Linked DNA regions of Homo sapiens: region 2 is linked to region 1. A link is a contact called in ENCODE Hi-C or POLR2A ChIA-PET data. All regions are on one chromosome and are shown on one strand. The core of a region is the stretch at or near the end of the contact, and the rest is flanking DNA. Distances in the headings are between cores, read along the strand shown.

The links. Hi-C counts contacts between places; a loop is a spot of excess contacts on that map. ChIA-PET counts read pairs that join two places held with the same protein, here RNA polymerase II (POLR2A). Pooled maps may share reads with other maps.
Region 2: a loop to region 1 is called in a map of B cell, with 15 times the contacts of the local background. The contact joins two enhancer-like sites. A Hi-C loop is called at or near these places in 5 of 168 maps with a recorded cell type or tissue (B cell, CD8-positive, alpha-beta T cell, Calu3 and 2 more), 4 of 37 single-sample maps with no recorded cell type and 14 of 50 pooled maps. POLR2A ChIA-PET finds 5 or more read pairs at or near these places in 2 of 52 experiments (CD4-positive, alpha-beta T cell and activated T-cell).

Annotation. Positions count from the first base shown.
Region 1 is chr6:18,323,766-18,330,431 of GRCh38, reverse strand. No RefSeq gene overlaps it. Among named protein-coding and RNA genes, the nearest start is that of RNF144B, 60 kb to the left of the region's middle. Within about 2 kb of position 2,616, at least 13 of the 41 ENCODE cell types and tissues checked have a DNase peak (open chromatin) inside an H3K27ac peak, as active enhancers do.
Region 2 is chr6:18,592,517-18,599,182 of GRCh38, reverse strand. The region is part of intron 4 of MIR548A1HG (MIR548A1 host gene); the gene reads right to left. Among named protein-coding and RNA genes, the nearest start is that of MIR548A1, 24 kb to the right of the region's middle. Within about 2 kb of position 2,747, at least 4 of the 41 ENCODE cell types and tissues checked have a DNase peak (open chromatin) inside an H3K27ac peak, as active enhancers do.

The DNA.
Region 1 (6,666 bases), core at 1,367-3,866:
ACTGAAATGCTAAAAGGTCAAAGATGCAGAATCCCAACTCTGCCAACTCTTCCTGCTGAGCTGTTTAAGACTAACTAACCCCTCATCTCCCACCCCTGGCTCTCGCCACTACTCATACAAGAAAACATTGCATGGTGGTCCACTTAATTTATCCTGATCATCAGAAACAGCCCCTAGACAACTAAATCTAGGATCTTTAAATGTGGCATAATTTCCTTGCTTTTTAAGGAAATTATGTCAAATTACGGTTGGAGAAAAAAACTGGCTAAGCATTCTTTTAAAAGCTCAGAACAGTCTAAATTATGGGGTTGCACACACAAGAAGAAGGACGTTTTGTTTTAATCTGATTTTAAACTGAATCAGTTGAGGCTGCTGCAAAGATGAACTATGTAATTAGAGCTAACTACTCAGTTAATACAGCTACAGCAAAGAAATACAGTCAGAGTGAAGGGCAGAGACCAAAAAGACCTTTCTTCCGCTTTCTTCACTAGAGTTATTTTTCCCTTTAGTAACGGGAAAGGGAAATATAAATACTATATTTGCATATTAGATGTGCCAAAAAATCACATTAAATAATTTTAAAATTATACTTCTTACAAAATATTCACTTTATCACTTCTTGTAAAATAAATTTATCCTGGGAAAAGGAACTAATTGTTCCTTAAAGAGTTACTAAATGTACTTATTTACATTTAGCATGGTTTTCTCACACACAAACCAATCACACCCACAAGGCCTGCAACAAGAAGGGCTTAATACTTTCAAAGGAACCATTATTTTTGGAATGTCCTGATTTTTAGAAATAATTTTCAAGCAATGATGTCCTGTTCATTATTTTTATTTTTATTTTTTTCAGATGAAGTCTCACTCTGTCTTCCAAGCTGGAGTGCAATGGCACAATCTCGGCTCACTGCAACCTCTGCCTCCCAGGTTCAAGCAATTCTCCTGTCTCAGCCTCCCAAATAACTTTTTGTATTTTTAGTAGAGACGGGGTTTCACCATGTTGGCCAGGCTGATCTTGAATTCCTGACCTCAGGTGATCCACCTGCCTCATGCTCATTATTTTTAAAAGCTAGCTGAGCACGGTGGTTCACACCCATAATCCCAGCACTTTGGGAGGCAGAGGTGGGAGGATCGCTTGAGGCCAGGAGTTCAAGACCAGCCTGGGCAACACAGTAGGACCTCATCTCTATTAAAAATATATATATATATTAGGTGGGCTGGTGCTTTGCACCTGTAGTCTCAGCTACTCAGGAGGCTGAGGCAGGGGGATCACTTGAGGCTGGGTGGTCAAGGCTACAGTCTCTCCAACAACAACAACAACAAAAAAGCCATGGTTAATCTAGTTACTATTCCCACTTAGTTTCAGGAATTGAAAAGAATTTCAAAGTTTACTAAAAAGCAGGGAAGTGATACAAACATCCAATTTGCACAAAAGAGTTATTATGTCTTACCAGTGGAAATCAGGCATAATTGAACAAGTTTTAGAAACAAAGAAACCAAAATGCCTGAGAGATTGAATTTAGAATGTTCCTCAAATGCTAGTGCTAATCACAAGCTAACATGAGTATCACAGTTTCAAAATATAAGAGAACATTTTTCAAGTAATTTTTTTCATTGAAACGGAAACCCAAAAAACAATGCCAGTCATCACAGTATGTGGTAAATGTAACTTCCAGAAACAAGTAACTGACGTGTTTAACAAGGAACCTGTTTTCAGCGTTGGTGAAAGCAAACCAGGTCTGATGATGCATATCTAATCACCCAAGGAAGGCAATAAAACTAAAAAGATTCCATTGGTTCATTAACTATTAAAATCCAACACCAAAGACACAGCCCCTTTAAAGCCTTGACAACAAATATTAACTTATTACACATACAAATTATGCTCAAGACCAGCGACTTTATAATACCAGCAGTAATGCTGCTATTCAAATAATAAACAGGCAATATTATTCCTACTGGGTTGAAAGAATGAAAAATAGCTTAAGGAGTGAATTTTCAAGTGCACGTAAAATGTGGCAAGTTGGGACATGGAAAAACTGAAAGTCTTAAAGGTAGTTCCGTTACCAGAAAGGGATATAAAAATAAAAAGCTCACTCAATGAAAACATAATGCAGAATTAGGTCAGCAAAGCTGAAAACATAATACAGAATTAGGTCACCAACACAGACCTAGAAACCTCCTTCCTCTCTCCCAACTCCACACATAATTCAGTCAAGGCTGGCTGCTTTTTCACCAACCAATCCAAGGATAAAAAGCTAGGAATGAACAACATTCAGGTAAAAGGAGGCCTCTCCTTCTATGAGTGTCAAATTATATAAACCTATGAGACAGCCTCTCAGAGTCATGGCCATTGTAACTTACAGCTGAATGGAACATAAACTTTCTCCACAAATAAATTCTGTTTTGCATTGCTTGACCCAGGGCCAGCCTTGGAAACTTCTTCCATGTCTCTATCACCAGAGACTCTGCCAAGGAGAGAGGAAGGCTGCAACATCAAGCTCTTCCGCATCCCCTTCAAAACTCCAGGTGAGCTAGAGCCCTTAAGTGCCTTCGAGAACAGCAGCTGGGTGCGTAAGGGGGCGTGTCCCATCTGGTCCTGCTTAAGACCAGCAAGAGCAGAGCTGGCTCCTCTGTCCTTCTTCCTTTTTTTCTTTTCTACATCACACCCAAATGGTTGGAGCTGGTGGCCAGAGATAAGAACTTAGAGGCATTTCTACCGCTAGCCCCCTGGGCTCCCCACTCTCCCATTGCTTCCTTTAAAGGGACCATTCATGCATTTACCCTCAAATTGAAAATGGCCCACACTGTATTATGCAAAATATACTGCTAGCTGCTCGCGCTCTCTCTCTCTCTCCTCTCTCTCTCTCTCTCTCTCTCTCTCTCTTCCCTCCCTCCCTCCCTCCCTCCCTCCCTCCCTCCCTCTCTCTCTCTCTCTCTCTCTCTCTCTCTCTCTCTCTCCACCTGATCCCTCATTCCTGCCTCACATGACCTAGTGACCAAAGACTCATGGTGCTCTCCCTGCCCAGGAACTGTTTAAGTGAAAATCTTTGGACTTGTTTCCTATGAGGGTGCTGTACTGAATTTGCACCTTCCATCTGAAGAACTAGGGGCTGCCCCAGGCCTGATTTTCTCCAAGGCACCAAGGAGAGCACAAAGTCAGGCTCCCAGCAGCAGAGTGACAGTCAGACAGGCATAAACTGGACCCGATCAGACAAGAGCCACGTGGGTATCTGCCAGTATAAACAAGGTTCCTGTGAGAGAGCCCTCCTGGTTACAGGTTGGAGAACTAGGCTTTAGGCCACCCTCCAAGTAGACGTATCCTGTGAAAGGCACACAGTGAACACCCATGCCCAGCTCCCCTTCACTTCGCATCGGGGCAGCATTGTTAGCTGGTCTGGTACTAGAACCAGAGCTGGGGGCTCTTAAAACACCCGCTTTGGCCTGGCGCGGTGGCTCACGCCTGTAATCCCAGCACTTTGGGAGGCCAAGGCGGGCGGATCATGAGGTCAGGAGATCGAGACCATCCTGGCTAACACGGTGAAACCCCGTCTCTACTAAGAATACAAAAAATTAGCCAGGTGCGGTGGTGGGTGCCTGTAGTCCCAGCTACTCGGGAGACTGAGGCAGGAGAATGGCGTGAACCCAGGAGGCGGAGCTTGCAGTGAGCCGAGATAGCGCCACTGCAGTCAGGCCTGGGTGAAAGAGTGAGACTCCGTCTCAAAAAAAAAAAAAAAAAAAAAACTTCTCTCTCCCATTCTCCCCGGATTCCTGAGGCTCACATTGTGTGGTATGAGCCTGTCATATACGTGCCCAAAATGGCATCCCTTCTCTACTCTCCACTCCAACTCTATAACTCCTGCTTCATTAGTTCAACTGGGGTAGACAGAGGTGGAAAATGATCTGATATTCTAATTCACATTACAGTAATACTTAATAAAGTAAATAATTGACAGCATCTTCTCCCCACCTCAATTCCCCATGCACTCTCATTGTTAAATCAAACCAGTCTCCAAGTCTGTGTATTTTAGGCAGTATGGAGAAGGAATGGGGGATAGGTTTTGGGAATGGGAGGCTGGTTTTCTGTTGCCTGATCAATCACACCACTTGATGGCCTTAGAAGGAAGCATGATATTTCCTGAAGGGCAGGAGAAAGGCATCCCACACCTACTGTCTTTCTCCCACTGCCACCCAAGGAGTGCAAGCCCGAACATGTCCTTCCATCTCCTCTCCAGTCTTCTAACATTAACCAAAAAATTAAGTTCTGACACATGCTTCAACATGGATGAACCTGGAGGACATTAGGCTACATGAAATAAGCCAGTCACAAAAGGACAAATACTGTATGATTCCACTTAACAAGGTACCTAGGGTAGTCAAATTCATTAGAGACAGAAAGTAGAACGGTGATTTCCAGAGGTTGGGGAGAGGAGGAAATGGAGAGTTGCTATTTGTGATTATGAAAAAGTAATTCACAGGCTGGGCATGGAGGCTCGTGCCTGTAATCCCAGCACCTCTGGGAGGCTGAGGCAGGAGAGCTGTTTGAGCCCAGGAGTTCAAGACCAGCCTGGGCAACATAGTGGGACTCTGTCTCTACAAAAAATACAAAAATTAGCCAGGGATGGTGGCACACACCTATGATCCTAGCTACTCAGGAGGCTGCAGTGACAGGATCACTTGAGCCTAGGAGGAGGCTGCAGTGAGCCAAGATAGTGCCACTGCACTCCAGCCTAGGAAACAGAGTGAGATCTTGTCTTAAAAAAAAAAAAAAAAGTCATTCACATTGTGAATTACTTATTGCCACTGAATTGCACACGTGAAACTGGTGAAATGGTCAATTTTATATTATGTATATTTTACTATAATAAAAAAATACAACAAAAGAAATGTTTAAATAGGGGGACAATCTCATCCATTCCTCCCCAACCTGTAGTAGGACCTCCCCCATTCCTCACTGAAACCAGTTTTAGTCCTAGGACTTCAGCATCTATTCATATTCTCTGGTTCTACTAGGGGTGGACGTATTTGTCACCCCAAAGGAGCCTGGTTCCTGGAGCAGCCCCTGGAGGGACACAGAGAGAGCCTCCACCGTCTCCTGAGTCGGTCTTAGAGAACGAGTCTGCCAGGGAGCTGAAGCAATTTTTCCTCCTTGCATTTTTCTTGTTTTCTCCAAAAGTGGACCCCATTCCTCCCACTCTTGGTTCCTCATGCTCCTCTATTCCATCCCCAGGCCAGATTCTCAAGAGTTGGATGACTGAGTGACCGTGAACTCCCATTCACTATTTTCAGGTAAGCCATAATGTAACATAGACAAATCCATTTCCAACCCTGAGTGGACTCCACTGGACTCTTGAGAGCTGGAATGGGATTCATTAAATAATTGGACCAGCCACTAGGAAAAAAATATGAAGTGCAATTTTCCCTACTCCTTTCCCATATGCTTAGTATCTATGTAACATAATATTTATTCATTCATTCATAGAGGTATTATTCACTAATTATTATCCATGCAACTGTGTTGCACAGTTGCACAGTACAACGGTTAACAGCACATTATCTATGCACAAGACATGTGACCCTGGGCAGTCTTTTCAACACCGAGTGCCTCGGCTTCCTCATCTACAAAGTAAATAACAGTCGTGCCTATCTCACAGAATTGTAATAAAAAATTAAATGTGTCCTGCATAAAAGGTTTAGGAAAACATACCTAGCACATCAAGAACATTCAAAGCAAGTTGTTTTCTGAATCAGTTTATCATACTAAATTTTCATTGCTCACTAACAGTGTGTGACCTTTTTATCCCCAGTGTTTGACACTTTTGACAACTAAAGGGCACTTCTGAAGATTTTAATCTGAAGTAAAACACAAACAGTATTATCGTAACCACTCCAGCATGGGAAGGGGGAACACGAAAACATTTGTATTGCATTTTTCCATGTTCTAGGAATACCAATGTATAAACCAACCACTGCTGAAATTTATAACATCAATCTGATACAGTAAGTTTCCTTCTGTAAATCAAAGCAGGATTCTTAACTATAGTCTAAAGCGCCCTCTAGTGTTCCTATGCAAAAACTCCCGAGATAATGTGCCATCCTTATAACTAGGGTCTTTTTCTGCCCTGGACAGCCCTGGTTTAGGCGTATTATCCTGCTATTTTGTCTGGTTTAACATTTTCCTGGATTGTTTCACTTTAATGGAGAGTCACCATTAATATTTGCACTAAAATAAGCTAGGATTGGTTTAGTAGCCCTTTATGTTTTCAGCTTCCACCATGGTCTTGTCTAGTACTGTATGACACACAAGCCAAGATGTCACATGCGGTTAAATCTGTAAGGCGGCTAGTGTGGACCCATTTCTATTTTCCCCAATCCTTTCCACATGCAATGGAACTAACACGTTTCCCTTTCAAAAACAGCAAGGCACTTGCTTACCAAAAAAAAAAAAAAAAAGACCCTCAGACAAGAGCCTCCAAGTTCAACTCTGTCCAAGGATAGCACTTATGGTGGCAAGAGAGCTCTCCAACAGCTGCTGCTCTGAACCCTTGGGATTCACCGACTAGGTCTGCCATGGCCCATGCTCAGGTCTATAAAATGCACAGAACCACCAAGGCACAGCTGGTGGGGTCCCTGAGATATGTGAGAAATCATAGGTTAGGGGTG
Region 2 (6,666 bases), core at 1,498-3,997, 270 kb before region 1:
CAGTCTAGGTGCCTAGATAGAGACCAAGTCAGTTTATTTACAGTTGCACACGTGGACTTCAAAAAGATCCCAGCCTTATTCAGTCTTTGTCAAATATCCCAGTCTTACAAAATGGATCCTAAACGAAACTCATCCTTTTGGGGTCAGCCAAAAAAAAAAAAAAAAAAAAAAAACCAAACAAACAAACCTGACATTGGCACTGAGCTCAGACTTTGACTTGGCAGATGAATCAGAATGAGACATGTGATTCCCCTCTCCACCTTTTATCCCTCATTCCTTTGCTCCCTCTCTCCTGCTTGCTCCGTCTACTGCATTAGGTTAACAGATTATTATTTCCATGAAAGCAAGCCTGCTCAAAGCTTCAAAAATCTTGCAAGAAATTGTTATTGTGATTCAATCTTTCAGACTTCACAGTGTTAATAATCCCTTTAGACTCATAAAGAGCTTATTGGAACCAGCATTGGAATTAATTGAATTTGTAGTCTCACCAAACACAGACAGCAACTCTATTATTAGTATTCAGATTACTGTGGTAGGTTTTGATAATTTTTACATTCTTTATGTTAAAGGGGCAGTATCAAATTAAAGACAGCAGCCTCAAGCCTGTTCTATGTCCTCATTCATAGTTCTTCCTGTGGTTCAATCAAAAGCAAGATATAAACCATGCATTTACTTAGTGTCTACATGTTTGTTACTAATGGCTCTAAATTAGTAACAATAAAGCCATTTCATAGTTTATTTTTAGGCATTTTTTTGTTCCTATTAGAATTCTTCTCTTTAGGGAAGGCTTACTTTTTATGTCCTAGTTCATTTTTTATTTGGCAATATTTTCCAACTGAACTTCCTTTCCAGATTCTTGTTACTTATATAGTTTGGCTTTCAGAACCTAATAGAAAGATCAGCTTCTCAATGCTAGGGACAGCTTGCACAGATCTTTTTTTTTTTTTGAGATGGAGTCTCGCTCCGTCACCAGGCTGGAGTGCATTGGCGCCATCTCGGCTCACTGCAACCTCTACCTCCAGGGTTCAAGCAATTCTCCTGCCTCAGCCTCCCGAGTAGCTGGGACTACAGGCTTGCGCCACCACACTCAGCTAATTTTTGTATTTTTAATAGAGACAGGGTTTCACCATGTTGGGCAGGATGGTCTCGATCTCTTGACTTCGTGATCCGCCCTCCTCGGCCTCCCAAAATGCTGGGATTACAGGCATGAGCCACTACCCCCGGCCTTGCACAGATATTTCTACTGCAAAATATAACAGAATGGACTTGGAGCAAAAAGACCTACATTGTGGTCCCCACACACCAATAACTACCTGTGTAGCTCCTCAGCATCGGTTTACTGCTTCGAAGAAAAAAAAAAAAAAAAAAAAAAAAGGCCAGTGTGGTGGTTCATACTTATAATCCCCGCACTTTGGGAGGCCCAAGCAGGAGGATCACTTGAGCCCAGGAGTTCAATACCATATTGGACAGCATGGTGTGACCCTGTCTCTACTAAACACACAAAAATTAGCAGGGCATGGTGGTGCACACCTGTGGTCCCACCTACTTGGGAGGCTGAGGTGGAAGCATTGCTTGAGCCTGGGAAGTCGAGGCTGCAGTGAACTAGGGTCGCACCACTGCACTTCAGCCTGAGTGAGAGAGCAAGACCCTGTCTCAAAGAAACAAGAACCCAAAGAGGAGGGCTGATTTCTAACATCACTATCATCTCTGAATTATTTCTAAGTCTCTGCCTTTTATGATTATAATTATATGGTGCTATAAAAGACTTACAAACACCTCTTTCTGTAGTGAATCATAAATAGTTCTGTTTTCTTATTTATTGTACTCCTTATTGCTTTAGGAGGATAAGGAAGACTATCGTCCCCACAATTGCTTGTTTTCTAGCATACTGTCTTTTGGGAAAGATTTTTGCCTTAGAACCTGAATGTGTGTGTGCTCATGTGTGTGTATTTGGTGTGTGGGGTATATTGCCTGTGATGGGTATGTATTTGTACATACCAGGGGAGGAGGTTACAGAGAGAAGAAAAGGAGTACTATTTATAAGCATTTTGTTTAACCACTACTGTCCTAAGCTTCAACAAGTTAAAAAAAAATTTGAGACAATATACATCTTGAGCATAAAAACTATGTCCCATTCTTTATGAGTGCTTCTAGATGGCAAGTAATCATATAAACCGACCAGTCTCATCAATCATTGACTCCTTAGTGAGCATCTGATAAGGGATTGGCCTTAGCAGTAGGTGTTATAAGTAACACCTACTTATACTTACTTACCCTTACTTACTTACTTACCCTTGACAAGTTCATACCCCAGTTGAAGGATACAGAATCAGAATTTTGGGCTTGCAAGAGTTATCAAAGTTCTTCTAGTCCAACCTTTATCCCATGAAATCATTATAAAGATTAATGACAACCCAAAAGAGATCATTTTATAGTAGAAAATCCAGGCACACTCCACAAGACAGGACTCAGAAGACTGGCCATTTATTCCCTCATTCCACCAAATCTGTACTTTGTTTAGAGAGGTTTGTAAAAATGAAAAAGTAATACCCACACTATAACCCCAACTAAAGTTGAAAGAGAGGGCTGATATGCATTGATGAAACACATTCCCTACATTCTCCTTCTCTCAAAAAGCTAAAGATCTTTTTCTACCGCTGGTTGATTTGTTGGGAAGACAGAGGAGAGAAGGGAAGGGTGACTGCGTGGATTGGAGAAACCGCCTCCTCGCTGAGCAATTTCACGTAGTTGCCCTCCCTCTAGTGGTCAAAGTAGAGATGGCAGCTTTCTGGTTCAGTCTTAAAGAGTCCGCCTGGAAGAAGGAATAGGGGTTACCCAACCCCCAAAGTTTTGCCTATCTAATTTGGAACCTCAATGCTAAGTTGTAAAACAAGTTGCCTTACAAAGACTTTTCCTTAATTAGAACATCTTGCTTGTTTATAATGATCATGGCACTTACAAAAGACCATATGTCTTTGAGACGCTGCTTGGCAAGACTTTTCCAATATTTACCAAATCTATTTTGTATCCCATGCTAATAATAGTCCAGTGGGTCCCCAGGCAGAGGGATGGAGACAGAGGACTTCTCGTTTCTTCTATTACTCAGTGTTCTGCCTTCAGAATGTGAAAGACCTCTCAGTTTCTCTGAAAGGACTGAAATAGAGCTCAAAGTTTCCCAAATGCTGTTATTTTGGGAAACGTTTGTTTCAAGGGCTAAATTGTCATCGTTTGACAAATCAACATTGAGCAATGCTCTGCACTTTGTAACACACACACTTTAAACTATTCCTTTAAAAGAAACTTTGAAATGAATGCCAAATCATTGTATCCACAATATAATTACGTTCTTTAGGTGGTAGCTTTTTAGTTCAGGAAGGAACAAGAGAGGTATATTCTGATCTAAGAGGGTGAAATTGATGTCTGGCATTGGTAGCAACTGTTCCGAGGTCACTCAGCTGGACTTTTCCTCACTGTGTAACCCCGACTGTGCTGGGTGTTTAAAAATAAATTGAGAGTGAGTGGATATGCCTACAATATCTGTCATCAACATAACCCCCCAAAAATAAGTAATCATTTTGTTTCATTTTGTTGATGTGGCAATAAAGAATGTGCTCAGTTTATTTTTTCACTCCTTAAGTCTGATTTTGGTCATCCAGGAGACACAGCCACCATCATTCATTTTGGCACAAAGTTATGTGGCAATTTATATAGAGACCTGGGAACTAACTGGTTAGGTTTGATGTTATCCAAGAGATGTTTAATTTATGTGAGTCTTTGAAAGTCAATCAGACATGTTTTTGTGTGCAGGCTACATGTTTTACACTAAGGGTCTCTTTTTTTAGTTGAGTTGTAATGGGGGAAAAAAAAAAGACCCGGAATTCTTTTTCTCAATAGTGATAACTCCACAGTTCTAGGTGGCATAATCCTTTATTGCAACGTATTCTATATAGTTTGAATAACTATTATTACCAAGTCTTTCTCCCTACTTGGGAAATGGTGGCATTATCATCTATTTATGAAGAGCTTTGAAATAGCTCATAGCAACAAGAAATGACCATTGAAAGTAGCTAGCACATATTGACAGCTTAACATGTACCAGCCAGTATTTAAAGGCCTTAGCCCTGTTAACTTATTTATTTCATAAAAGAGGCCTACTATGCAATGACCATTGATATCCCCATTAAACAGAAATGGACCTTCAGTTTCATGAAGGTGTCTCCACAGTATCTCACTAATTATGACAATATTCTTGTGAGACTCTTAAATGCTTCATTTTTTATATTCTTTATTAATAGCTATATTGTATACATATGACACAGGACTATGTTTCTTTTTTAAAAATGTATCTGTCATAGTTGCTGCCTTGAGTTCCTTGAGGGCAGAGTCTGTGTTTTAGTTCTTTAGATTTTCCTGTTATAAATCACTTTATTATGTGCAGTGCATGGCTTTTCTGAATCAAATTTATTTATATGTAAATTTACTACTGAAATTTTGCTAATCACTAGAAAGGTTTGTGCCATAAAGATCCCCTATTTCCAAAGAAGAAAAGAGAATTGCATTGGAAGTTTATGAAATAGCAATTAAATTTAACTTTGAGGGTATAGAACTGCTACCTTCCACTATGAAAATACTTTGGAACAGAGGATACTGAGGGGAAAGAAGTCGGAGAAAGTTCTCTGATGTGACTATGTACTTTTAGAAACAAAAAAAAAACTCAAAGTACATGTTTCAGTGCCAGAAAAATTAATAAAGGTGAACAGCAATCATGAGTCAGCTCCTGAGGGGCCTAGCTGTAACTCTAGGAAATTTGAATTGAAGCAAAACTTAGAGGGGCGACATATCTCTCAGGTTTTAGAGAACACCAAGACATCTATTCCCAGGACATAGAATACTTTGCATGAAATAATTGACTACATATACTATGAGGTTACTGTTATTTTTCAAACCAGTTTCCAAAACTTCAACTTAAGTTTTCTCCAAAGCACAGACATGCACCTACAAACACATCTGCTTCTTTTTTTCTTTTTTTTTTTTTCTTTTTTTTGAGATGGAGTCTGGCTCTGTCACCCAGGCTGGAGTGCAGTGGCCTGATCTCAGCTCACTGCAACCTCCACCTCCCAGGTTTAAGTGATTCTCCTGCCTCAGCCTCTCAAGTAGCTGGGACTACAGGCGCCTGCCACTACGCCGGCTAATTTCTGTATTTTCAGTAGAGACGGAGTTTCACCATGTTGGCCAGGCTGGTCTGGTACTCCTGACCTCAGGTGATCCACCAGCCTCAGCCTCCCAAAGTGCTGGGATTACAGGCATGAGCCACTGCACCTGGCCTGAATAAACCTTTTTGAGCAACTTCTCTAAGAGGGTTCTTGGTTGGAAACCAACCTCAAGGAAGCAAAGTCCTGCCTCCAAAAATGTGGCAGCCTAGGTCCACCAAGACATAAACACTATTGGCACAACATACTATTGAATAGATGTAGGGGTGCAAAGAAGGGAGAGTGTATCTCCAGCTACAAACATCCAGAAGGATTTCATGGAGAAGGTGGGCTAGTAGCTGATCACTGTAAAATGTTTAGAAACTTAAACATGCAAAGTTGGAGGAAGACCTTCCAGACAGAGTTAACCATGTGAGCAAAGGCTCCAATTCACAGACGATAATTTGAGAGTCATAGACAGGAAAAAATAATCCTGCTTGAAAGGGAATAATGGGAAGTGAGAATGGACAAGTAATTTTGGAATCAAGCTGAATGTTTCCATCTATTTGTATAGTGTTCTGTAGCCACTGCTTAAAACAAAGAACAGGCCAGGTGTGGTGGCTCATGCCTGTAATACTAGCACTTTGGGAGGCTGAGGCAGGTGGATCACCTGAGGTCAGGAGTTCAAGACCAGCCTGACCAACATGGCAAAACCCCATGTCAACTAAAAATACAAAAATTATCCAGGCGTGGTGGCATGTGCCTGTAATCCTACCTACCCAGGAGGCTGAGGCAGGAGAATCACTTGAACCCGGGAGGTTGAGGTCGCAGTGAGCCGAGATCATGCCACTGCACTACAGTCTGGGCAACAAAGCAAGACTCCATCTCAAAAAAAAAAAAAAAAAAGAAGAACAAAGTCAGGGTGAAAAAGCCTGATTCAGAAGAAAGCCCATACTGTGCATGCAACAGACGTTCAAATCATTCCAGGAACTAGAGGCAGAACAAAGAAAGAAGTACCTTCCCACACAACTGAAGGGAAAGTTCTGGGGACATTGATACCAGCAAGAAAATTAGGACAAATGCTACATAAGAGCTTGCCACTGTCCCTTGAGAGGTGACAGGAAGACTCAACTAATGGTACCAAGCTTAACTCTAAAGAATTGGATGTAGGCACTTTAAATAGGGAAGCTTTGGCTCTGGAACTATTTCTGAATGACTGCAACTTTATTGGTCCTTGGGGCACAAGGTCCAGAGCCAATCTTTCTATCTGGCCCTGTACAATTACAATGAAGATACTTGTTATTTAGCAATGGCAAAGACTGGTTTTGAGTGAAACTGGTGGGCAGGAGAGTGAGAGCATCTTCCACTGATCAACTGAAGAAATATAACATCAGAACGAGGGATTCACTCCTCTCCGCCTAAAAAAAGCAAAGTTAGTTTTTCACTTGATTTTTAAATAATCTAGAGAAAAATAGCA